Regions from separate parts of the Homo sapiens genome. Here region 1 is linked to region 2. The links are chromatin loops, found by intact Hi-C in ENCODE. Cell type or tissue: endothelial cell of umbilical vein. All regions are shown on one strand. Links, peaks and the distances in the headings refer to the core of each region. The heading gives the core; the rest is flanking DNA.

The links. A loop is a pair of places that touch in the nucleus more often than their neighbours do. Peaks named below come from ENCODE experiments on the same cell type or tissue, not always from the same donor. Only the 100,000 strongest peaks of a DNase experiment are listed, where the experiment ranks them.
Region 1: it touches region 2 in a loop (4-fold over the local background); 3 of 110 quality-filtered maps call a loop at or near these places.

The regions. Positions count from the first base shown.
Region 1 is chr4:143,521,499-143,538,358 of GRCh38, forward strand. SMARCA5 (SNF2 related chromatin remodeling ATPase 5) reads left to right here. Exons shown (of 24, transcript NM_003601.4): 3 at 1-97; 4 at 2,869-2,969; 5 at 3,953-4,053; 6 at 4,783-4,962; 7 at 6,370-6,525; 8 at 7,085-7,216; 9 at 8,960-9,028; 10 at 13,357-13,466; 11 at 14,954-15,180. Among named protein-coding and RNA genes, the nearest start is that of SMARCA5-AS1, 15 kb to the left of the region's middle. In endothelial cell of umbilical vein, for the core only: CTCF peaks have their summits at 10,087 (motif pointing right) and 10,290; DNase peaks (open chromatin) are centred at 10,073 and 10,553; H3K27ac peaks cover 1,530 bases.
Region 2 is chr4:143,198,177-143,206,176 of GRCh38, forward strand. USP38 (ubiquitin specific peptidase 38) reads left to right here. Exons shown (of 10, transcript NM_032557.6): 5 at 5,232-5,390; 6 at 7,857-8,000. Among named protein-coding and RNA genes, the nearest start is that of USP38, 17 kb to the left of the region's middle. In endothelial cell of umbilical vein, for the core only: no CTCF peak of the experiment used is centred there; a DNase peak (open chromatin) is centred at 4,855.

The sequences.
Region 1 (16,860 bases), core at 5,227-13,226, 330 kb after region 2:
CTGCTGCTCAGAAGACTCCAACTTCACCTTTGAAGATGAAACCAGGGCGCCCACGAATAAAAAAAGATGAGAAGCAGAACTTACTATCCGTTGGCGAGTGAGTAATAGTTTAAACTTCATAGTTCAACCAAACTTATTTTCGATAGTCTTCAGTGGAAGCATAAAATCACTATGATAAATAACTTAAAATTATTTTAGTGCCATTATTTATTTGGCCCTGTTTGGCTTGGCATGATTTAGCCATAAATGTATAAGTATATAAAAATACGCATAATGGTTAGAGCACAGTGGCTCTTGCCTGTAATCGCAGCATTTTGGGACGCCAAGGTGGGAGGATTGCTTGAGTCCGGGAGTATGAGAGCAGCCTGGGCAACGTAGGGAGATCCCATCTCTACAAAAAAAAAAAAAAAAAAAAAAAAGAATAAAACTGCATAACGCCTTATTTTTTGTAGCATTATATAGTTTATGAATTGTAACAATCATGTTGAGTATGGAATTTAGATGTCACGTCATTCCTCAGAGAGGAAACAAATGCAGAGGTTAAGTGGCTTGTTTAACATCACATTGAAGAATGATCCAGACTTGAATTTGAATCTGACTTGGGTGTGCTCTAGGCTCCTCCATCACATACAGATGTTGACAGTATTTTATCTAAAGTGTGGTGTGTGGGATATTGTGATGACTTACATCACGGCAGCCTGTTTAAAATTTTTATTGCATACTTAGTTGTTTTTATATAAATTGAAGTGTCACGTTGTATGCCGTCCTTTGGTGGTGGTTGAAAATAATTCTTACATGTTGAATTTGGAAATTCTCTAGAATTTTCATTCTGGTTGGATAAATAAGATGTTTAATTAGTAATAGTAGATTTAGGGCAGTCTTGGCTCCCTGAAATGGCTTTGTGTAATTCCCAAAGTGAAAACTGTGATTAGTAATTAAAATACAAAAGATTGTTTAAAAGAAGAAGTATCAACAAGGTTAAATTCACTACACAGTTTGTTGAAAGAGGGAAGTATGATCTTCATCTTGAAGGGGTTATCGTTGTAAGCATAATACCTTTTATTTGGGGTATTCCACTCATTCATTATATCTTATTTCTCATCCATTGTGACCAAAGCACTATTTTAATACTTACGAAACTTTGAAGGGACAATTTTGCCCTTCAGCTGTATTTAAAATATTTCAGACTTCAGAAGTTTGCATTAGTGTCATGGCATGAAACTGGAAACTACTGTACTGAATATTGTTATGGGATAGTCAGTATGATGTCTCGAAAAGAAACACTTCTTTTATTCTTTTCTATTTTATTATTATCCTAATTTATCTTTTTTATAAGATAAAAAAGATTCTATTGGAAATAGTAATAATAAATTGTTAGGCTTAATGTATTAAATAGTGTTATTAGGGAAAAAAGTCCTAGTTAACAGATTTCTTTACTCCTCAAACCATCTTAAATGGGAAGCTAATTTACCTAAAGTAATGAGGGTCATAGTATTGTCTTTGGGTATCAGGAATACATTTTTTTAAATCTTTTTTTGTTTGTTTGTTTTTATTGAGACAGAGTCTTGCTCTGTGGCCCAGGCTGGAGTGCGTGCAGTGGTGTGATCTCGGTTCACTGCAAGTTGTGCCTCTGGGGTTCAAGCGATTCTTGGACCTCAGCTGGGATTACAGGCTCACGCCACCACGCCCAGCTCATTTTTGTATTTTTGGTAGAGATGGGGTTTCACCATGTTGGCCAGGCTAGTCTCGAACTTCTGACCTCAAGTGATCCACCCACCTCTGCCTCCTAAAGTGTTGGGATTACAGGCGTGAGCCACTGTGCCTGGCCAGGAATACGTTTTTTTTTTAAGTCATTCACGATTATATTCAATTTTTAACAATAAATGACATCTCAGCTTTTAAGTTTTACAACTGTAATAATCAAACATTTTGAGAGTAACTATAAAGGATATTTTATAAAAAGAATTTAAAATTATCTCCCAGTTTATGGAGAATAAATAGGGGATGGAAGTAGATCTTTGTACTCAATTTCATAGGCTCAGAATGCAGAGAAGTACAAGGAATAACAGACTAGGATGTACTGATTATGATTAGAAGCATATATAACAAACAAGAAGGCCCTTGAATTTCTGAGGAATGCTTCTATCTTGGAAGGCCGCTTATCCTTTTAGCAAGCATGTGGTTTTGGTAGAAATGAAGTTACAAATTAGATTCAGCGGTCTCAACAGAGGCATAACGTGCCTTTTTCTAAATAAGATGAAAATATTTGTTGAAAGTGTCAGAATTGGGGAGTAAGTATTAATAGTTTTACTGAACCAAGCCCTTTAGAGATTAATTGGCAGTATTAAAACTTTAGAAAATCAGTTTTTAAGGGGGTAGTATATCTGATTCTCTTAGGATGTAGAATTTAGATGTGTATTTAAAAATTTTTTTGATGAATCCGTGGTCACTGCTTAAATTTCTGAGTCCTTATGCTGCAGCTTTTGCTCGAAGTTACAATTTTAAACATGTGGTTTCTGGAACTTTTTTTTCCTTGGCAAAAAGATTTTTAAAAAGGTACACTTTAAAATTCAAATAATGAGATTTTCTGACTACATAGTTCTTGAAATTTGACTATCATATTTGAGTTTATTGGGTTCTGGTTAATGTATCGTACTGGTGTATTTTAATAACTAATGTATATTTTAAATAATTATTTAAAACATTGCAGATTTAAATGTACTCATATTTTCTACTGTCCACTGGTTGATGCCTGTTAAAAATTTAATTTTGTGGAATCTTGGTCAGCCACTTGACTATGATGTTTAAACAGTAGCTGATAATTAAAGCCAAAACTCAAATCAGGTTATTTTATTTTCATCTTAACAGTTACCGACACCGTAGAACAGAGCAAGAGGAGGATGAAGAGCTATTAACAGAAAGCTCCAAAGCAACCAATGTTTGCACTCGATTTGAAGACTCTCCATCGTGTATGTTAAACACACTTGATTTTTTTAAAAAATTGCCCTTTGAGATCTCCTTTGGTTAATGTTTTGGATTTGTGTTGGCTACTATTTGTGAAGCAAATTTTTAGTAGTCTTAGATGTTTATTGGTTATGAAATAAACTTCAGATTTTGATGGAGATGAGAGCATATTACAGGATAGTAGTGCTGTATTTCAAAGTTATATAAAATGTCATTGTGTTTGTTATTGCCCTGAAGTATATGTAAATCTAAGGATCGTTTTGCTTTATATTTGTCCCACATAAGAAAACTAATTTATTTTAAAAAAGGTACTTCATGAACACATTTGCTTACTTCTGATGTTTTTATATTAATTTAATTTTTTGTGAAATGTATTTGTTTATTGGTTAGCTTTTTATCCTCAAGTGTTTTTCAAAAGGAGATGGAGGGCTACACTGTGTACATATTAAAAAAGAAAAATCAGGTGACCGTTATGTATATTTGGTAATTATTCTGGGGAGCAAAATAAGTAGTATACCCTGAAAGAGAGTGCATTGGAATGTATAAGATATATTGGACAAGTAACTTAGGAATTTCCTATTTCTTTTTTTTTTTTTTTTACTAGAAAGAAAATAAAATCCCCAGATAACCTGTATCTGGTCTTTATGAAAGCTGAAAATACTTGGTTAGGAACACTTGGTTTTTCATTAAAAAGACGAGAGGCCAAAGAGTCTCTCAGACCAGTATATGGGTAACGTAAGAACTGAGTTGTTGGAGTGGGTACTCTGATGCCCGCAGTCATGTTTCCCGCACTTGATTATCTTCCATGTCCAGCTTTTCCACTTCAGACCATGGCAGCTACCTCTAGTATTTTGGAACTTGCAGAGTTCCTATTCAAGAATCCGTTAGTAATGAAAATAAAGTCAGTAGATATGTGTAGGCTTAGATGAAGAGATTGCCTTGTATTTCTTGTCTTAAAATGCCTATTGTGCTTTTCTTTTGTTCTTAGATGTAAAATGGGGTAAACTGAGAGATTATCAGGTCCGAGGATTAAACTGGCTCATTTCTTTGTATGAGAATGGCATCAATGGTATCCTTGCAGATGAAATGGTATGTGTTGGTAGTTTTTTTTGAAGGGTATGTTTTGTATTGAAAATATCTTATACGTTGATAAAAGTTTCTTACAGTCTACAACTGTTAGCAAATGGATCCTCTCAGAAACTAGTATAAGCAGCTTGCCTTAGTTGCATAAGTGTGATCTGTATTTTAATTGTGAGAAATTTCCATCGCTGAAAATATGATAAATTTAAAAAGAATACATTTGAGAAACATGTTTTTGGATGACTTTTATAGTACAATGATTTATTTGCTTCCAGTTTTGTAAAACAAAAGTGAGGTCATTAATTGTTTATAATTGATAAATGTTTTTTCCAGGTGGTAGCTTGTACAATTCTTAGAAAACATTTATCTTTTGTTAACTACTAGTTATGTAATGAATGTTTAAAAAAGTTTCCTTATTGCTATAATGCTAAAACGTTTAATTGGTTGGAGAAAGTATGAAGTCAAAAGAAATGTGTTTCAATGCTAGCTCTGCTAGATGACTTTGGGAATGTCACTTAAACGGGGCCTTATGCGGGTGATAATAATACCTCCTTTAGAGACTTGTGAAAATTATATGACATAACACTTACAAACTTTGATATATGTTAAGTTTTTGCCATTTATTAACTGTTATAAATATGTAGCATTTCTTTTGAACATTTCTATATGTTGGGAGGTATAATTGTGAAATAATATTTTCATTTTTCACTGCTTCATGGTTATTTTGAAATCTTTCAGGGCCTAGGAAAGACTCTTCAAACAATTTCTCTTCTTGGGTACATGAAACATTATAGAAACATTCCTGGGCCTCATATGGTTTTGGTTCCTAAGTCTACATTACACAACTGGATGAGTGAATTCAAGAGATGGGTACCAACACTTAGATCTGTTTGTTTGATAGGAGATAAAGAACAAAGAGTAAGTTTCTAGTATTTCATTACATTTTTGAGGCTAAAATAATTTGAATTCAGGCTTGGGTATGGGTATAGCTGGAAGAAGGATAAATGAGACGGGATCTTCGCAAATATTAGTATTTACAAATGTAGCATTGTCTTGGTGGATAAAAAACAGCACTTTGGGAGGCCGAGGCGGGTGGATCATGAGGTCAGGAGATCGAGACCATCCTGGCTAACACAGTGAAACCCCGTTTCTACTAAAAACTCAAAAAATTAGCTGGGTGTGGTGGCACGCATGGCCTGTAGTCCCAGCTACTTGGTAGGCTGAGGCAGGAGAATCGCTGGAATCTGGGAGGTGGAGGTTGCAGTGAGCCGAGATGGCGCCACTGCACTCCAGCCTGGGCAACAAAGCAAGACCATCTTAAAAAAAAAAAATCATACTGGGAAGAAGACATTAGAAATGGTAGAAAGCTGTAAGACTGTAGTTTGTTTCTCTCCCTTTTGGGAGTGGTTGTATAAAATCATTGGTTGTGCTCTCATTAGAAGTTATTTTCTTGTTTTTAAAAGATATTTTGAAATGTGAGTTGGTTGGAAATTTAAGGAGCCACATTTTTAGATGAATGTGTGTAGTGGTAATAGTCACAGAATTAGAGTTTTTAAAGACGGGTTGAGTCATATATAGTAATTTGGTGATTTATTATGATATTTAACAAAATAAGTTAAAATTTCGATCAGTTGACAACATCCTTGTGGGAAGAAGAGATGGAAATAATGACATTAGTATATAAAGCTCAGATTTGGAAATTTATTCAGACTCTACTGAATAGCTGTGTACTTGTTTTTTATTTCCTCTTCATTTACCTGTGAGTGATAAGTCTATATTTTTCTCTCCCTTTCTAGTTATGTTGGATATTTTAAGTTATCAATTTTTGTTTGTTTGTTTGGGAGCCCAAAGAGTGGTAATTACTTAACCAGTCTTTGCTTCAGTTTCCTTACCTTTAAAATAATACTATTAGGAATGTGTTAATACATTTATAAACCTGAAAGGAATGCAGATGCCTACTACTGCTAACTATCTTTCCACCCTCTTCCTTTCTTTATGTTAAAACCTCCCTCTTTTTTGTCTAAACCTGCCTCCTAAGAATTTCCCGATCTAGTGGAATTGCAGAAAGACATTTTAAGTGTCTATTGAATTTTTCACTGGTTAACTTTGTCAGTTTTTTAAAACTTAATGGTTCTGACATTTAAATGATTAATGACGTTACTTTAGTCTTAGGAAAGCTGGTTCTAAACGTTTGCATAATATAGCTAGCTACTCTACTCCTTTTTAGTATTCCCACCTCTTTTTATATACTAGATTACTTGTCATCAGTAAATGTAATGCGTAGTTTATTTCTACGTGATGTAATTTTTTTCTCTTGTTACACAGGCTGCTTTTGTCAGAGACGTTTTATTACCGGGAGAATGGGATGTATGTGTAACATCTTATGAAATGCTTATTAAAGAGAAGTCTGTGTTCAAAAAATTTAATTGGAGATACTTAGTAATAGATGAAGCTCACAGGATCAAAAATGAAAAATCTAAGGTAATTTGATACTTAGATGTGAAAAGCCTTCATGTAAGAATTTGATTAAAGTACAGATTTTTTTTTCTTTTAACTTTAAGTTATGAGATACATGTGCAGAACGTGCAGGTTTGTTAACATAGGTATGCATGTGCCATGGTGGTTTGCTGCACCCCATCATCTAGGTTTTAAGCCCCGCATGCATTAGGTATTTGTCCTAATGCTCTCCCTCTGCTTTCTCCCCACTCCCCGACAGGTCCTGGCATGTGGTGTTCCCCTCCCTGTGTCCATGTGTTCTCATTGTTCAACTCCCACTTATGAGTGAGAACATGTAGTGTTTGGTTTTCTGTTCCTGTGTTAGTTTACTGAGAATGATGGCTTCCAGCTTCATCCATGTCCTTGCAGAGGATATAAACTCATTCTCTTTTATGGCTGCGTACTATTCGCTGATGTATATGTGCCATATTTTCTTTAACCGGTCTATCATTGTTGGGCATTTGTGTTGGTTCCAGGTCTTTGCTGTTGTAGATAATGCAATATGCAGAATATTCTAATGGTGTATTTGGTTCTTTTCTTTCAGTTGTCAGAAATAGTGAGGGAATTCAAGACTACAAATAGACTATTATTAACTGGAACACCTCTTCAGAACAACTTGCATGAGCTGTGGTCACTTCTTAACTTTCTGTTGCCAGATGTGTTTAATTCAGCAGATGTAAGTATTTCCTGGTGCTTTCTGGTTAATAATAATATTTTGCTTAATGCTATATATTTTTGTAATAAAAGTGGCCTGCCTTTTAGCATGGCTTGAGGTTATTATTAATTTTTTATGCTTTTATTTACATAGTTAGCCTGGTGTTATCTCCTAGGTTGTCTCTGTATAATGGGAATTTACTTTTGTGCCTTTGGTTTCAATCTTATTTCATTATTATTATTATTATTTTATTTTTTTTGAGACGTAGTCTCACTCTGTCACCTATGCTGAAGTGCAGTGGTGTGATCTTGGCTCACTGCAGCCTCCACCTCCGGAATTCAGGTGATTCTTGTGCCTCAGCCTTCCGAATAGCTGAGATCACAGGTGTGTGCCACCATGCCCGGCTAGTTTCTGTGTTTTTTGTAGAGATGAGGTTTTGCCATGTTGTCCAGGCTGGTCTCAAGCTCCTGGCCTCAAGCGATCTGCCTGCCTCAGCCTCCCAAAGTGCTGGGATTACAGGCACGAGCCACCACACCAGGCCTCAGTCTTCTTTAAATCATTGTTTTCTCTATCTGAAATGGCATAAATTGTCACTCCTATTTGGTAAGTCAGGTTGGCCTGACTTTGTTTCAGTGGCTCTAGGTTGACTGGTTATGTTTTTAAGGTGCTGCTCAAGGTATTCCTGAAGTGATTTGTATACCTCACATTGCTTATGTTTTAAGTCCCAAGGATGACTGTCAAATTTAGTGAAATCTGTCTGGCTTTTCTTATATTATAGTCTAACAAACAAATAGAACCTAATCTTTATGGATTATTTATAGTCATAGAAAGGATAGTAATGGTTAATTAGCTATTTGAACTGTTAATAGTAATATAATAACTATGTCAAGAGTTTGTGCTATTAGAAATTGCAGTTTTTTTTGCCTGGACCAGTGTTTATTTTTGAAGCTTTGTTTGCATAGCTGGCGTCTTATGTGTATTGGAGGGATTTGAAGAGCTCCATGTTAGTATATTTTTGTACAATTAAGTTATAAAAAGGTATTAATTAATTTTGTTTTTTTTCTGTTGAAGATTGTTTTGAAAGAATAGATTGTGTTGTAAAAAGATATTTAATCAGACTCCAAAAGCAATTTTAGCTTCGATTTTATGTATTTTGATGTTTTTGAGATAATTCCTGTTTCTCACTACATTGACACTTTCATTTACTTTAAAGCAGTGAATTCTAAGATTATGTTTACTCAAAAACAAAGCACATATATAATACATATGTTCAAGAGATGAGGTTAGGGAAACTGCCCTTGTTGAAATCGTAACCAAATATTAATGAAATGCTGGTAATTTCAATTTCATTTAGTAAGTTTGATTAAAATTGACATTGTTCGTAAACTTGTATTTGAGTAGTGCGAATGGTCTCAGAGAACAAACTATAAAATGTTTTAATTTTCAAGCTTTTATGAAACTTGAAAGATACTTTACAAGAATATTAATTTTCTAATCCTATAGAACTTGCTCTCCAACTTTTTACTGTGAAACTTGTTATTTTGATGTTTTTGAGAAGAATGTTTAGAAGGTAGTGTGATTTCTGAACTACTTGTTTTAAAATTAGTAACAATGACACATGAAAACCAGGATTGGACTAAGTGATTTTTTTTTGTGGGTTACAATTCAAATTACTAATTCTAGAAATCATTTCTATATCTGGTATTATAGGGTATTTGTTAATATTATCTCTGATCTGAGTATATTTTTTGTTTGTTTATCTAGGACTTTGATTCCTGGTTTGATACAAACAACTGCCTTGGGGATCAAAAACTAGTTGAGAGGCTTCATATGGTAAGTATTTTGGAGTAGTGTTAAAGCATATTTATGATGGGAAAAAGGATAAAGGTTTAAATTAGTAGATTATTTTCCTGTTAATAAAAAACACAATGGCTTAAGAATCAGATCTGCTTGAATTCTGACACTTAACTCTTACATCTTACAATCAGTGTAGGGGGTGATGTGTGGTTGTTTCAGTGTTAGAACCTAGAATGGAATCCTGACTTAAGGGAGAAAGTATTCTCTTACAGTTATACAAAATACAGTGGGGGGAAGAAGAATTGCATAATAATTAATATAGACAAGTTTTTGTTGTTGTTTTTGAGACAGTCTCACTTTGTCGTCCAGGCTGGAGTGCAGTGGCATGATCTTGGCTCACTGAAACCTCTGCCTCCCAGGCTCAAGCAGTCTCTCCCCATTCAGCGTCTAGAGTAGCTGGGGCTACAGGCTCTGGCCACCATGCCCAGCTAATTTTTGTATTTTTTGTAGAGATAGTGTTTCACCATGTTGCCCAGGCTAATCTCGAACTTCTGAACTCAAGTTATCAACCTGCCTGCCTTGGCCTCCCAGAGTGTTGGGATTACAGGCATGAGCCACCACGCCCGGCCTTAATAGACAAGTTTTTAAAGCTTAGTTCAATTTACATTCCATGGAAGAATCTAACAGGTTCACTTTTGAAAGGGCTAAAGATCCATCTGTTTTTTCTTAAATCTAGCTACATTGTGTATAAACAACTGCTAATATTGCATTATGAGCACAGTTGGTATGTTTTTGCTTGCTGTATAGCTTTGTTTCTACATACAGCTTCCTGTGACGGTTCACAAGTAAAAGTTGGTAGGTAGAGAAACTTCTCTAACAGACACCAGATTAAAATACCCTGCTAAGCAGGTTAAAGCAGGAGCTTGTAAGAATGTTATATAAAGCCCTTAATGACCTAACTCAGGAATTCTCAGCCTCTTTTGACATTTTGGTCTGGGTATATCTGAGAGGGGTAAGGAGAGAGGGGAGAACGTGATTGTCCTGTGTATTGTAGCATGTTTAATAGCATCCCTGATACTTTTACTCACTAGATGGCAGTAGTAACATTCCTCCAGTTGTGACAACCAAAAATTTCTCTAGACATTGCAGATGTCCCCTGGGGAACAAAATTGTGCCCCTCCATGACCTAACCTTTTTAACATTCTTTGGCATCTGTTTTACTTCTTCATATATTGAGCTTTAATTTGATAGATTGCTGACCCCACTGTCAGTTTTCTGTAAACATTGTGGTAATTCTAATCTATTTTTGCTTATCATTTTTGCTACACCTAGAATCCTTTTTCCTGGTCTCTTTACTAATACCTAGTCCAAGACTCAGCGACATCACCTCCACTGAACCAGCCAGGCTGAGGCTGGCCTAGGTGCCCTTCTGTGTATTCCATCTTTAACAATCTGAGCATCCTAATATTATAGGACTTTGCAGAGGATATTGAGATGATTCACAAGTGTTTTCCATACTGGATTGTAAGCACAAAGGCAGGAAGCACAGATTTATTTGTCTTTGTATACCTGGCACAATGCCTAGTTAGAGTGGATATTTGAACAGGGAAAAAAATTTAAGTTCATGATTGTTCAAATATTTCATTATAAAGTACTTTAAAATTCTTAAATATTGAGAGTTTTGTTAAATATTTGAAGGTAGTAATTTCCTAGCTACCTTTGTTTCAATTCAGATGGCATTCATGCATCTAAGCACTCTCTTTGTATTTACTTAGACCAAGGATTGTGGAGTGTATATGTAATCTTGGGGGTAGAAAAGGAGGCAGAAGAACATGATTTTTTTTCATGCATTTTTTTCCCCTTATTCCTCTGCTCTTGGCTTTCCTTTAGTAAATACGTAGGTACATCTAGGTAAAGCAAATGAACAACCCATTCAGCAGTATCAACCAGATTTGGTAACTCTGTTTTGTTCACAGGGTATTTTGAAAATGCTTATGAAGTCAGGGAGAAGAGGTCTTGTAGCTACCTCTCTACTTTCTCCTGCTCTTTACTTTGAAGTTTCTACAGTAGCACCTGTGGTCTTATAATGAAAGGAGGGTTTAGAAGTCGGTATGGATGCGCTTAGGAATGAGATAACTCTTATTTGATGTATTAGTTATCTAATGCTGCAAAAGAACCCCTTATTCCCTCCACCCCCCAAAAACACCTTAACCCCCCTTTAGGGGTTACTAAGACCCCCTTATTTCCCCCACCTCCAAAACACTTCATAGTTTATATTTTATTAACAACCCCAGAATTTATGGGTTGACTGGATGGTTTCTTTGTGGATTACACTTGGGGTTATCCAGTTACATTTATTTAGCTGGACAATGCTAGAAGAGAACCGGTGGGGCTAAAGGTCTTCACTTACACATCTGGCAGTTGCTGCCGCCTGTTGACTAGGGCTGAACTAGCTTTTCTACGTGGTGATGTTAGAGAGGTGTTGCTGGTATTTTTCCCACTAATGTCTAATTTGGTTTGTGATATAGTCACTATTTTTAAAAACCAGTGTAAATAGAACAGAGGTACAAAAAAGGGTATCTTTAGTTGTGTAGTTAATTTTAAAACTTACTGTTCTATGAAAATGAGTGAACTACTACTACATATAACATGGAAATGTCTCATTGTTTAATAAAAGAAACCAGATATAAATGGGTGCATATTGAGTGAGTCCATGTATATAAAGTTAAAAATGATAGGCAAAATTAATTTATGGTGTCTAAAAATAAGAATATTGCTTACCCTTGGGAAGGAAAAGAGGGGATAGTGATTGGAAGGGACACAAAAATGATTTCTAGAGTGTTCTATTTGGGTAATAACATGGGTACTTTTACAGTACTTGAATAAAATTTCTAGAACTGTACACTCATGATTTATTGAAGTGTGTACTTTTATATTCTTTCCCTAAGTTAGTACATTAAGTTTAAAGACTAACCATAAGGAGATCTTAATGAGACCCTTGTCCATTCTTTTTTTTTTTTTTTTTTTTTTTTTTTGAGATGGAGTCTAGCTCTGTCGCCCAGGATGGAGTGCAGTGGCGCCATCTTGGCTCACTGCAAGCTCCGCCTCCCGGGTTCACACCATTCTCCTGTCTCAGCCTCCCAAGTAGCTGGGACTACAGGTACCTGCCACCTCGCCTGGCTAATTTTTTGTATTTTTAATAGAGACGGGGTTTCACCATGTTAGCCAGGATGGTCTCGATTTCCTGACCTTGTGATCTGCCTGCCTCGGCCTCCCGACCCTTGCCCATTCTTAGGCACTGTTAGACAGTCTGCATGCAAGTAACTAGTTTTAGACCTGAAAGGCAGCAAATTGTTGAAAACATTTTAAAAATTTACTATTGTTTTTAGTATTTTATGGTAGTATAACAAGTATATACTCAAACATATACAGGCACATCTCATTACCCTTTGCAGTGCTTCACAGATACTGCATTTTTAAGAAACATTTATTTTGCGAAACAAATAGATGGTTTGTGGCAACCCTGTGTCAAGGAAGTCTATCAATAAACACCGTTTTCCCAACGGCATGTGTTTACTCTGTTTTTAAAGCAGTAATGTATTGCTTTAAATAATGTATCACATTTTTAAAGCAATAATGTACTTTTAAAATAAGGTGTGTACGTTGTTTTTTTTTTAGACATAATGCTATTGCACACTTAATAGTGTAAATGTAACTCTTAGATGCACTGGGAAATGTGACTTGCTTTATTGAGGTAGTCTGGAACTGAGCCTACAATATCTCTGAGGTATGCCTTTATTGAATAAGTAATGGTCTTGTATTACTACCCTTCAGGAACCCAGTAGTAATAAATTATATACAGTTAGCCCTTCATATCCATAGGTTCCACATCCATAGATTCAATCAACTATGGATTGGAAATATTTGTCCCCAAAAAAGATAAAAATAAAATAGATGGTTCCATCTGTGTTAAATATACCGACCTTTTCCTTGTCATTATTCCCTAAACGGTATAGTGTAACAACTATTAACATAGCATTTACATTCCATTAACTATTATTATAAGTAATCTAGAGATGATTTAAAGTATATGGGAGGATGTTTGTAGGTTATATGCAAATACTACATTTTTTATAATGGACTCGAGCATTTGTGGATTTTGGTATTCAAAGGGAAGGGGACAGGAACTAGTCTCCCACAGATACTGAGATATGACTGTATTTGCAGGGAGAAGTCCTAAGAAATCACTTGATACTCACGCAGAGAAATTTCTTTTTCATGTATTTTATATACAATTCTAAGATGCTGAAATATGACCTTATGTGTAATATTGGTATTACCTGTTTATTTTTGTCCTTTTTAAGGTTTTGCGTCCATTCCTCCTTCGTCGAATTAAGGCTGATGTTGAAAAGAGTTTGCCTCCAAAGAAGGAAGTAAAAATCTATGTGGGCCTCAGCAAAATGCAAAGGGAATGGTATGTATTCTCAGATGTACTTGATAGCACTATTGATTCTTCCCTAAATTTCATGTGTATTTTGTTTTCCTAATTTGTGTCTTCATGGAATTCCAATTTGCTGGATTGAACTCAACCTGAAAAGAGTTTTCTTGTCACGTAGTATAGGACTTGCTCATTAAGTTCGTTATAGAAAGTTTTGAACCTGTTAGATGACAGAATCAGGATGGAAGGCTTATGAATCCAAAATTAAAATTGGGATTTAATTAAACGGGGTTCATATGAAACCATCTACTTGGGATTTTTAAAAAGGAAACTGTGATAGCACAGTGTGGGAGATATATGGTTCACTTATAGTTCATAAATACTGGGTCAGTGTAAAGTAGCTGCAGAAAAAGATACTGTTGGCCTTAATGTAAATGTAGTGTTCAAAGGAGAGGAAATAAATATAGCTACCCTTTTCTTTACTGGTCTCATCATATTTCATGTATATTTAACTGCATACTTAAATTTTGATAAGTATTTGCAAGAGGCCAGAGTTGTTTGGTTAAAGGACTTAATATCATATAGAGAACTGGGCATGTTATCTGGGTAAGAGGTTATCTGTAGAAGGTGGTTGGTCCTAAATGTCCTCAAAAACTTCTGAAAGGGTAGCAGATATTAGGCTTACCTTGGATGGCTCTAAAACAGAACTAAGATGAGTCAATGCTAAGGAAAGACAAATCTTTTTTAGTTAAACATTTGAGTGAACTTTATATCAGAATTGAGATGGAAAGGTCTGCCTTGTTGTTTAAGCATAGATTGCCTAGGCTACTTACTTTGTTCAAAGGATCCAAGGCTCTAAAACTTTGATGCTTAGACAAATTACTCATTCTTTCATAACAATGTCTACATCCTTAGTATATGTTCAAGGCTTTTTATAATCTGGCCTTAGCTTATGGCTGTAGCTTCACAGTCCTGCCTCACAGACATACCTCCCTCCCCCATGTATTTATACGTATGTTTAAGTCACGTTGTATTCATATTATTCTCATCATCATGCCTTACCATTTCATTATTCTTCCTGTCTTCTCAGATGTTAGGGTTCTTACCTAAATGCTACACTAGCTATGGGGTATATAGTAATCGAATAGTGGCACTTTCTGTTGCAAAAAAACTGCAAACTAAAATTATGTTTAAAACTTACATTTTTTAAGTTTTGCTTTATTACTTAAAAATATTATGTCTTACTGCTGTAATTCTACCCAAGGGAACTGTTTTTGTACTTTAAAAATAATATCCTCAAGGCCCAAGGCGTAAGTATGAACATTATAATGCTATGGACAGTAAAGAAAAATGGAAGCAAAAAGAGGTTACAGATGTTAAATTCCTAACCATACCTAGAAGTTGATGAGTAGTTTCTTACAGATATTTGGGGGTTCATGTGGGGAAGGGGATTAAGTATGTAAAGTGGCAGGGATTGATCAAGGAACATTTGAGCTCTAAAAATGTTTTTCTTCTTTGAATAGGTATACTCGGATATTAATGAAGGATATAGATATACTCAACTCAGCAGGCAAGATGGACAAAATGAGGTTATTGAACATCCTAATGCAGTTGAGAAAATGTTGTAATCATCCATATCTCTTTGATGGAGCAGAACCTGGTCCACCTTATACAACAGATATGCATCTAGTAACCAACAGTGGCAAAATGGTGGTTTTAGACAAGCTGCTCCCTAAGTTAAAAGAACAAGGTATCGGTTACCCGTATCAAATTATCAAAACTGTTTTAAAATGCTCATGTTAAAACAAAGGAGCACTGTACTTTGAAATGACTGCTCTGATGCTTTCCAAGGTTGACGTGTAGAACATTAAAAAAACCTGTTCATTATCTGAGCTCTAACCCCCACTCCTGATTTTAGGCCTTAAGTCTCTTAGAAGGTAAGCAATAGTTAGAGCAACCATACTCCCTTGATTTTGGGAAGAGTTCATACTTTATATATACTTTCCTAGAAATTATAGCTTTCTGTCATAAAATGTGAAGAATGCATCTCCCTCCCACACATGGTTACCAGATCCATTGTTAGACAGTGGTGGTGTGTTCATGATATTGTTTTTTAATTATTTATGTGGAGTTTTAATTTAATAAGGTACCATGTACATGGACCTGAAACATTTTTATTTGTAGTATGCTGACTTTTTTTATGAAAATGGGTATGTCTGTGTTGTGTGTTTGGGTATATTTAAATTACACGAATGCAGAAAGAACTTAGAAGCCAGCTTCTGATTTTAACTAATAAAAACGTTTTTAGTCTGCTATACCCTTCCTCCTCCCAGATTATTCGAAGCAAACGCCAGACACTATAGCCTTTCATAAATTATTACATATCTCTTAAAGATACGAAATATCACTGCTATAGTATTAAGTGTGCAGATTCAAGTTTGTGTTTCTCTCTATATTTTAATAAGAATGACATTTGGACCAGTAGGTGAATCTCCTCTATGATACTATCAAAAGCATGTTGTAAGAGTTGTCAGTGAATGGGTTTACTTTTTCCTTTTCATACCTTTTTGTAGAGATAGATTTTTAAAAAATGCTTTCCTTGAAAGCAAAGTAATTAAAGGAGTTAAATTGGTGGGGAGGAGTGGCAGGAACGTGGTGGGAATACTCAGATATTAATGAAAGGTATATTAAACTCTGCAGGGAAAATGGAGACTATTAAGTAGTCTCATGTCCCAGCACTTTTTGGAAGGCTGAGGTGGGCAGATCACCTAAGGTCAAGAGTTTGAGACCAGCCTGGCCAACATGGTGAAACCCTGTCTCTATCAAAAATACAAAAAAAGTTAGCTGGGCATGGTGGCATGCACCTGTAGTCCCAGTTATTTGGAAGGCTGAGGCAGAAGAATCACTTGAACCTGGGAGGCAGAGGTTGCAGTGAACTGAGATGGCGCCGCTGCACTCCAGCCTGGGTGTCAGAGCAAGACTCCATCTCAAAAAAAAAAAAAAAAAAAAATTCTTATGCATTTGAGGTGCAGGAACGTGTGACAACAGCAGATTGTCAGCCTCTGCTTCTAGGACAGGATCATTTCATAATCATTACTTTTCAAAATGATCCTTTGTCTTGATATATTCTACTGAAGGTATTATGTAGCTGCCTAAAGAAGTGGAAGGCAGTCGGATAGTTTGAATCATGGCAGATAAGTGATAAGTGAAGGATAGTCATTGTAGATATATGAGGCACATATTATGGTCCTTTGATCTAGAATGGATCTTCAGAACCAGGCTGAGACCAGGATTATTAGGTGTGTGTTGGAGGTTTGGGGAGTCATATGCATTGAAGAGTTGTTGTGAAGTAGTGGAAAGTTATTTTTAAATGTATATGGGGTAACAAGATAATGATTATCTTACCCTTTGGGATGGCAAAGCCTTCCAG
Region 2 (8,000 bases), core at 1-8,000:
CACTGATGGATGTCTGTTGCACAAATGAACAGTATAGAAGGATTAAAATGATTGAAAACCACTGCTTTAGAATTTTGAAAGCATGAAAACACACCAGTCTTTGCAGGCTTTTCATTCACTCTCAGCCTACATCCTACAAATCCTGTTGACCCCACCTTTAAAATACATCTAGAATCCTACCACGTTAAGCCAGCTGAATCATTGGCGTTTATTTGATTTCAATTATTTGATTATCAGTTACTGCAGATGAGAAATGACAAATTGTAATTTTGGTCAGCTGTCCATTTACCACTCTAGGGCATCATAGGAAAACAGTGCCTTTGTGTGGTTACTTAATTCTTCCAAAGACTAATCCTGTTTTATAGGACTAGAAACTCATTGTCAATAAACCCACAGTGGAAAAATCTTAGGAATACTGATTCACCATAACAAACTTTAGAGGAGACTAATGAAGTTCAGAATTCCATTTGTTTTTATTTATCTAGAATATATTCACATAGGTTGCTCAGTGTCTCATTTCCACTGAAGGAAAGTCCACAGGCTTTGTAGTAAGTAAACCTTACTAGCAAGTAATTACATTACACATTACCACTTAGGATGAGTGATTTCTGCAGTTAATTGCCCTAATTTTGGTGAATTTAATCATCAAGCAGTAACCTTATATATATGTATAATACAAACAGAACTCAAACTCTAAGATAGCAGGTGTACTAGCAAAGTCTTCCAAGAAAAAAAACATCAATTACTTGTCCTTGTCTTCAGGCACAATCATGTGTAAGACATTTGAGAAAAGGCTTTGTTTTCCACATTTTTTTTTTAACTTGTTAGATTCAGGGAAACATGAAAGTTTGTTACATAGGTAAACTCATGTCACATGGGTTTGGTTTACAGATTATTGCATTACCCAGTTATTAAACCCAGTACCCAATAGTTATCTTTTCTGCTCCTCTACCTCCTCCCACTCTCCCCGCTCAAGTAGACCTCAGTGTCTATTGTCCCCTTTTTTGTGTTCATGAGTTCTCACCATTTAGCTCCCGCTTATAAGTGAAAACATGGGGTATTTGGTTTTCTGTTGCTGGGTTAGTTTGCTAAGGATAATAATAGCCTCGCCCTCCATCCGTGTTCCCGCAGAAGACATGATCTTATTATTATGGCTGCATAGTATTCCATGGTGTATATGTACCACATTTTCTTTATCCAATCTGTCACTGATGGGCATTTAGATTGATTCCATTTCTTTGCTATTGTGAATAATGCTACAGTGAACATTCATGTGCATGTATCTTTATGGTAGAATGATTTATATTCCTCTTGGTGTATACCCCATAATAGGATTGCTGGGTCAAATGCCAGTGCTGCTGTTAGCTCTTTGAAGAATCACCATACTGCTTTCCACAATGGTTGAACGAATTTATACTCCCACCAAGTGTATAAGTGTTCCCCTTTTTTTGAACCTCACCAGCATGTCTTCTTTTTTGACTTTTTAATGATAGCCATTCTGACTGGTATGAGATGGTAGTTCATTGTGGTTTTGATTTGCATTTCTCTGCTGATCAGTAATACTGAGCTTTTTTTCTTAAGCTTGTTGGCTGCATATATGTCTTCTTTTGAAAAGCGTCTGTTCATGTCCTTTGCCTGCTTTTTAATAGGGTTTTCTCTTGTAAATTTGTTTAAGTTCCTTATAGAGGCTGGATATTAGACCTTTGTCAGATGCATAGTTTATAAGTATTTTCTCCCATTCCGTAGGTTGTCTGTTTACTCTGTTGATAGTTTCTTTTGCTGTGCAGAAGCTCTTAAGTTTAATTAGATCCCGTTTGTCAATTTTTGCTTTTGTAGCAATTGCTTTTGGTGTCTTTGTCATGAAATCTTTGTGTCCAGGATGGTATTGCCTAGGTTGTCTTCCAGGGTTTTTAAAGTTTGGGGTTTTACATTTAAGTCTTATCCTTGATGTAATGAACATCGATACAAAAATCCTCAACTTGCAAAGCAAATCCAGCAGCACTTCAAAAAGCTAATCCATCATGATCAAGTAGGCTTCATCTGTGGGATGCAAGGTTAGTTTAGCATACACAAATAAATCACATAAACAGAAATAAAGACATAAACTACATGGTTATATCAATGGATGCAGAAAAAGCTTTCAATAAATTCAACATCCCTTCATGTTAAATACTCTCAATAAACTAGGTATTAGAGGAACATGTCTGAAAATAATAAGAGGCATCTGTGACAAACCCACAACCAACATTATACTCAATGGGCAAAAGCTAGAAGCATTCCCCTTGAAAACCAGCACAAGACAAGGATGTCCTCTCTCACCACTCCTAATCAATATAGTACTGGAAGTCCTAGCCAGAGCAGTCAGGCAAGAGAAGGCAATAGGTGACATCCATATAGGAAGAGAAGAAGTGAAACTATTTGTAGATTATATGTTTCTGTATCTAGAAAACCCCATAGTCTCAGCGCAAAAGCTCCTTCAGCTGATAAACAACTTCAGCAAAGTCTCAGGATAAGAAGTTAATGTAAAAAAATCACTAGCATTCCTATACACCAACAGCAGTCAAGCTAGGAGCCAAATCAGGAAGGCGATCCCATTCACAATTGCCACAAAAAGAATAAAATACCTAGGAATACAGCTAACCAGGGAGGTGAAAGATCTCTACAATGAGAAATACAAAACAGTGCTCAAAGAAATCAAGAAGACACAAACAAATGGAAAAACATCCCATGCTTATGGATAGGAAGAATCAATATCATTAAAATGGCCGTACTGCCCAAAGCAATTTACAGATGCAGTGCTACTTCAATCAAACTACCAATGACATTCTTCACAGAACTAAAAAAACACTATTTTAAAATTTGTGTGGAACCAAAGAAGAACCTGAATAGCCACAGCAATCCTAAGCAAAAAGAACAAAGCTGGAGCCATCACATTACCCAGCTTCAAATTATACTACAGGGCTACAGTAGTATATTAAAACAGCGTGGTACTGGTACAAAAACAGGCACATAGACTAATGGAACAGAATAGACAGCCCACAGACGAAGCTGCACACCTATGACCATCTGATCTTGACAAAGCTGTCAAAACAAGCAATGGGGAAAAGGCTCCCTCTTCAATAAATGGTGCTTTGACAACTGGCTAGCCATATGAAGAAGATTGAAGCTGGACCCCTTCCTTACACCATATACAAAAATCAACTCAAGATGTTTTCCAAATTTCTAGGAAGGAGATTCTCTGACATAACTTTATCATTCATTCTAATGTTTATTGCCCATATTGAGGACATTCCTTAATCTAGTAGTGGGTAATGTGGTAGTTAAATCACCTATAACTCCAAATAACTCAGTAAAGGACTTGGGCTTAGGAGTTGCTAAGTATGAGCAATAATCTGGAATCAGCATCATCATAATTCATCATAAGTTTAGAATATCTTAGGGCAAGCCAAGGTTGATGTTAGAATATGTGGTGTTATGGGTCAGGTTGCTTTTCTTATGCATTTTACCCAGTGGAATAAATTTATTTTAAACAGACACTATGGCAGATAGGAATAATGGAGAAAGAAAAAAAATCAAAGCTTCTAATTAAATAAGTTTTATACATTTCCTCAAAAACTTTAGTATTATAATAATGTCAAGAAACATTTAGTTTCACTTATTCAAAAAAATCAACTTTCACACATTTAGAAAGTAATAGCCTGCTTGGAAGTATATCTGTATAACTGTGAAAGACTAAGTCTTATTTCCATGTCGTGATAATGTTGACCATTTGAGATATAGTAATAGACAACCATATAACCTGATTACAAAGACCTAATCTAATTTGACAGATTTGGAATTATAAATTTAATAATTACTTCTAAAATTTTTGCCTCTTCTGTCTCCCTTCACCTTTGAGAAAACAAAATAATTTTGGATTTCTGACTTTTAGCAAGAGAATATCTGATAAATGTGGCTTTATGCGACAGAAGTATAATTCATATTTGCTTAGAAATGTAAAGATGATAGCAATAGAATGAACTCACTAGGAACTGGTAGTTTTATGGTCACATTAGTACCTGTGATGGAGGTAAGAAGGTAATGCAAAAGCTACAGTGTGATTTAAGCACAAATGTAAAGCTAGACAGAGCAGAATGGAAATAGCACTGTGTTGTAAGACTATGATTGTTCTTTTTGTGGGAAGGACGGGGAATTAGTGGGTTATTACTATAATTGCTGTTATTGCTGTTTGATGGTACGACCCTAATAGTTATAACTTTTTTACCATGAGTTAGCAACCCCAAAATGTTCTACAAATAGAACAGAAGATACCTTTTACCATAAGAAGTGTAAATATGTAGTATCAGATTATAATTAAAAATTAATTGAAAAAAATATAGTATCATACTAATGGAAAGAGCTATGTCTGTAAAATAGAAGTTGTTTCATTTTAATAACCTCCTAAAGATATGATTGGCTCTGGATTGATGACTTTTTAGTTTAATTTTACAATGAAAGAACATGGTTGTGCTGATGATCAATATTAACAATATTCTATATGTTTATGAGCAATGATCATTTTAGATTTCACTTTTATTTTTAGCCCCAGGTCTTTAAAACTAACAGAAGTTTCTGATGCCCTTTATTTTTAGAACCATCTCATCTTTTGCTGTGAAATGGGATTTGTTAGTAAGAATAGCCACTCTAACATAAGGCATGGTCTCTGTGCTTATCTAAAAGTAATCCCATTACCTGAGCTGCAATTTTAGTTACTCATGTAAAGATTTTCTTGAAGTAGACTTTAATGTGCAATGTACTTTTAATTCTTTCAAGTAAAAAATTTTAGATTCACACTAGATGGAGCTCTTTAGCTAATTCCAGGATTATTTTTCAAAAGTTTATTCCCATTGAATGACCTGGTAAATATAATAACCCTAACAATTTCAACCTACAGCATTTTTCAGAATGGTGGCAATGACTAAGATTCCTATTTTATACCTTAGTTTATGTTTTAGATGGTGTGTAAGGATGAGGAGAGGGGTCATATATGAGATTACAGTCATATGCGACTTCGAAAACTAGATTTACCTTGATATTTTAGAAATGTTTAACTTAATAACAAGAAAAACTCTGTGACTGCACATACAGAAAAGTATCTGCTGATCATATATCGTTTGTGTTCTGTTTGTAGGCTAGAGAATGTGTTACCAATTTGTATAAATTCAGCATTGTTTATCCTTTTTTCTTTTCAGATTGTTCCTCATGTGGTTAATTTGGTTCATTCTTTCAAAAATGATGGTCTGCCTTCAAGTACAGCCTTCTTAGTACAATTAACAGAATTGATACACTGTATGATGTATCATTATTCTGGATTTCCAGATCTCTATGAACCTATTCTGGAGGCAATAAAGGTATGATGATAGTTGTACCAATATTTGTGGAGTTGTGTTATATTAATAAGGTGAAACATTCTTATAACCAGCTACTCAATTTACTATTTTATGGTAATATGCTTTTTATTTGAAAAATGCAGTTAGAATCAGGTTTCATTTAGGGAGTAACAGCTTTCTTGCTGGAGTCACCATTCTAAATTAATAACCATATTTCTTTATTTCTGCAGTGTCATCAATTATAAGGCATATCTTTAAATTTATAATAGCTTTTTGGGAAATTTGTTTAAAAAGAAATGCTACGTTAAGTTAATGCATACATCAGATTTGCACCCCAATATTAGAAGTGTTAAAGTATATGTAGAGTACATCTTAGAATACAGGAAATGGAGTTTAATAAAATATTTGACTTTGATTTCTTCCCCTTTTTAATCTTTTTTTTTTTTTTCTTCTTGAGACCAAGTCTCGCTCTGTCACCTAGGCTGGAGTGCAGTGGTACCATTTCTGCTCACTGCAACCTTCACCTCCTGGATTCAAGCGATTCTTCCGCCTCAGCCTCCTGAATAGCTGGGACTACAGGCACCTGCCACCATGCCCGGCTAATTTGTATTTTTAGTAGAGACAGGGTTTTACCATGTTGGCCAGGCTGGTCTGAAACTCCTGACCTCAAGTAATCTGCCTGCCTTGGCCTTCCAAAGTCCTGGGATTACAGGCGTGAGCCACTGCACCTGGCCTCTTTTTTAATTCTATTTTTGCTGTGGACTGTTCATCAATGTTTCGAATCTTTACTTGAATTATTTGTGGAGTTATACTGTGTTTCAATTTTATATGGAAATGGTTCTAAAAAGCACTTTTTTTTTTTTTTGGACAGTCTTGCTCTGTTGCCCAGGCTGAAGTGCAATGGCATGATCACGGCTCACTGCAGCCTCTACATCTTGAGCTCAAGTGACCCTCCTGCCTCAGCCTCCCAAGTAGCTGGGACTCCAGGTGCACACCACCACGCCAGGCTAACTTTTTATTTTTTGTAGAGTCGGGGCCTCACTATGTTGCTCAGGCTGGTCTTGAATTCCTAGGCTCAAGTGATCCTCATCCTCCCAAAGTGCTGGGATTACAGGCATGAGCCACTGTGCCTAGCCTAAAAAGCACTTCTGTTTGTGTTGAAGACTGGATCACAATAAACATACTTTCCTCTCAGTAAACTTACTGCATAATCAGTGTATAGCAAAAGAATAGGAGAACTGAACTCAGCCAAACTCAATCAGAAATTATTAGAAATCAATTCTATTGATGGTTTTTTTGAGATCTGAATTTCAACATAAAGGTCTTATTATCTTTACTTCTGTATCTGAGGTGGATTAAAAACAGTTCTTTTTACTGTATCATTAACTAAATCAAACTTATTTTGGTTGAGCTCAGAACACAAAGACTGTTAAGCAATTAATGTATATTGCTGGGGTGACACTTTGACACTTCAGAAGTAGATTATGTTCAGGAGCATTGTGAAGTGGATTTGATGGTAATATTAATCTCTTTCTACATTGTCCCTGGATCCATAGATGATAGTTGCTGCACTTGTTAATTGATTGCCATTGTTTAGTTCATCAGAGTTTTTCATGTTGAAAATTCTGATAACTCATATAGGCTCAGAAGAAACAATGGGCTCGCTCTAAGCCCAAAGAAAGCACTTTTTCTTAGCTGTCAACAACAACAAAAATGAGAAGATTGAAACTCCTTCAGAAAATGTTTGTTTGTTAAGGTCTAAGTGCCAGATGCTAATAGCAATCCAGATAAGCCCTAATGATTTTACCAACTTCCCTTACTCTCCAGTGCTCTATTCATGCTTGAAATAATTTACACTTGAAATGTTATCTCATACTTCACAAAGTTGATAAGAAAAATCCATATGTTGTAATAATTTTCTATATGGGTAACATGAGATTAAGTTTTATTTTTCTTAAAGGTCATTGTGCATAGATGCTTTCATTTCTCATTTCTTAATTACTTTGGGATTTTATTTCTAAGGGTTAATACTGAGTAAATATTAGTATTTAATGAAAAGGAGACATTTTTATTACAAAATTTGAAAACAAATTGTTTACTTATGTTTAACTGTGTGCTAAAATTTAAGTCTTCATTCTACTGCCTTTGAATAGCACTGCAGTGTATTCTCTGACCCCAAAGTTTTATTTTATAAACATTTTGCTGGCATATAGAGAACATAAAGAGTTCAAATGTGACTTGAATTTCCAGCTTTTGAGTATTCCTTAACTTGATAAAATCTGTTATTAGACAATATTTATTTTTGCCATACAGTGAAATTTGATATTTTCATGACTAGCCAAGTACTGCCAGTTACTTCAAAACTAAGTGGGGGAAAAGAAAGTTCAAATGTCGGTGTAAGAATCTTCTTAATGGTGTTAATTAATTTAACAACAAAAATAATTTTTACTTTACTTTTAAACTGTTTTTCTTCTTTATGACCTATAGGATTTTCCTAAGCCCAGTGAAGAGAAGATTAAGTTAATTCTCAATCAAAGTGCCTGGACTTCTCAATCCAATTCTTTGGCGTCTTGCTTGTCTAGACTTTCTGGAAAATCTGAAACTGGGAAAACTGGTCTTATTAACCTAGGA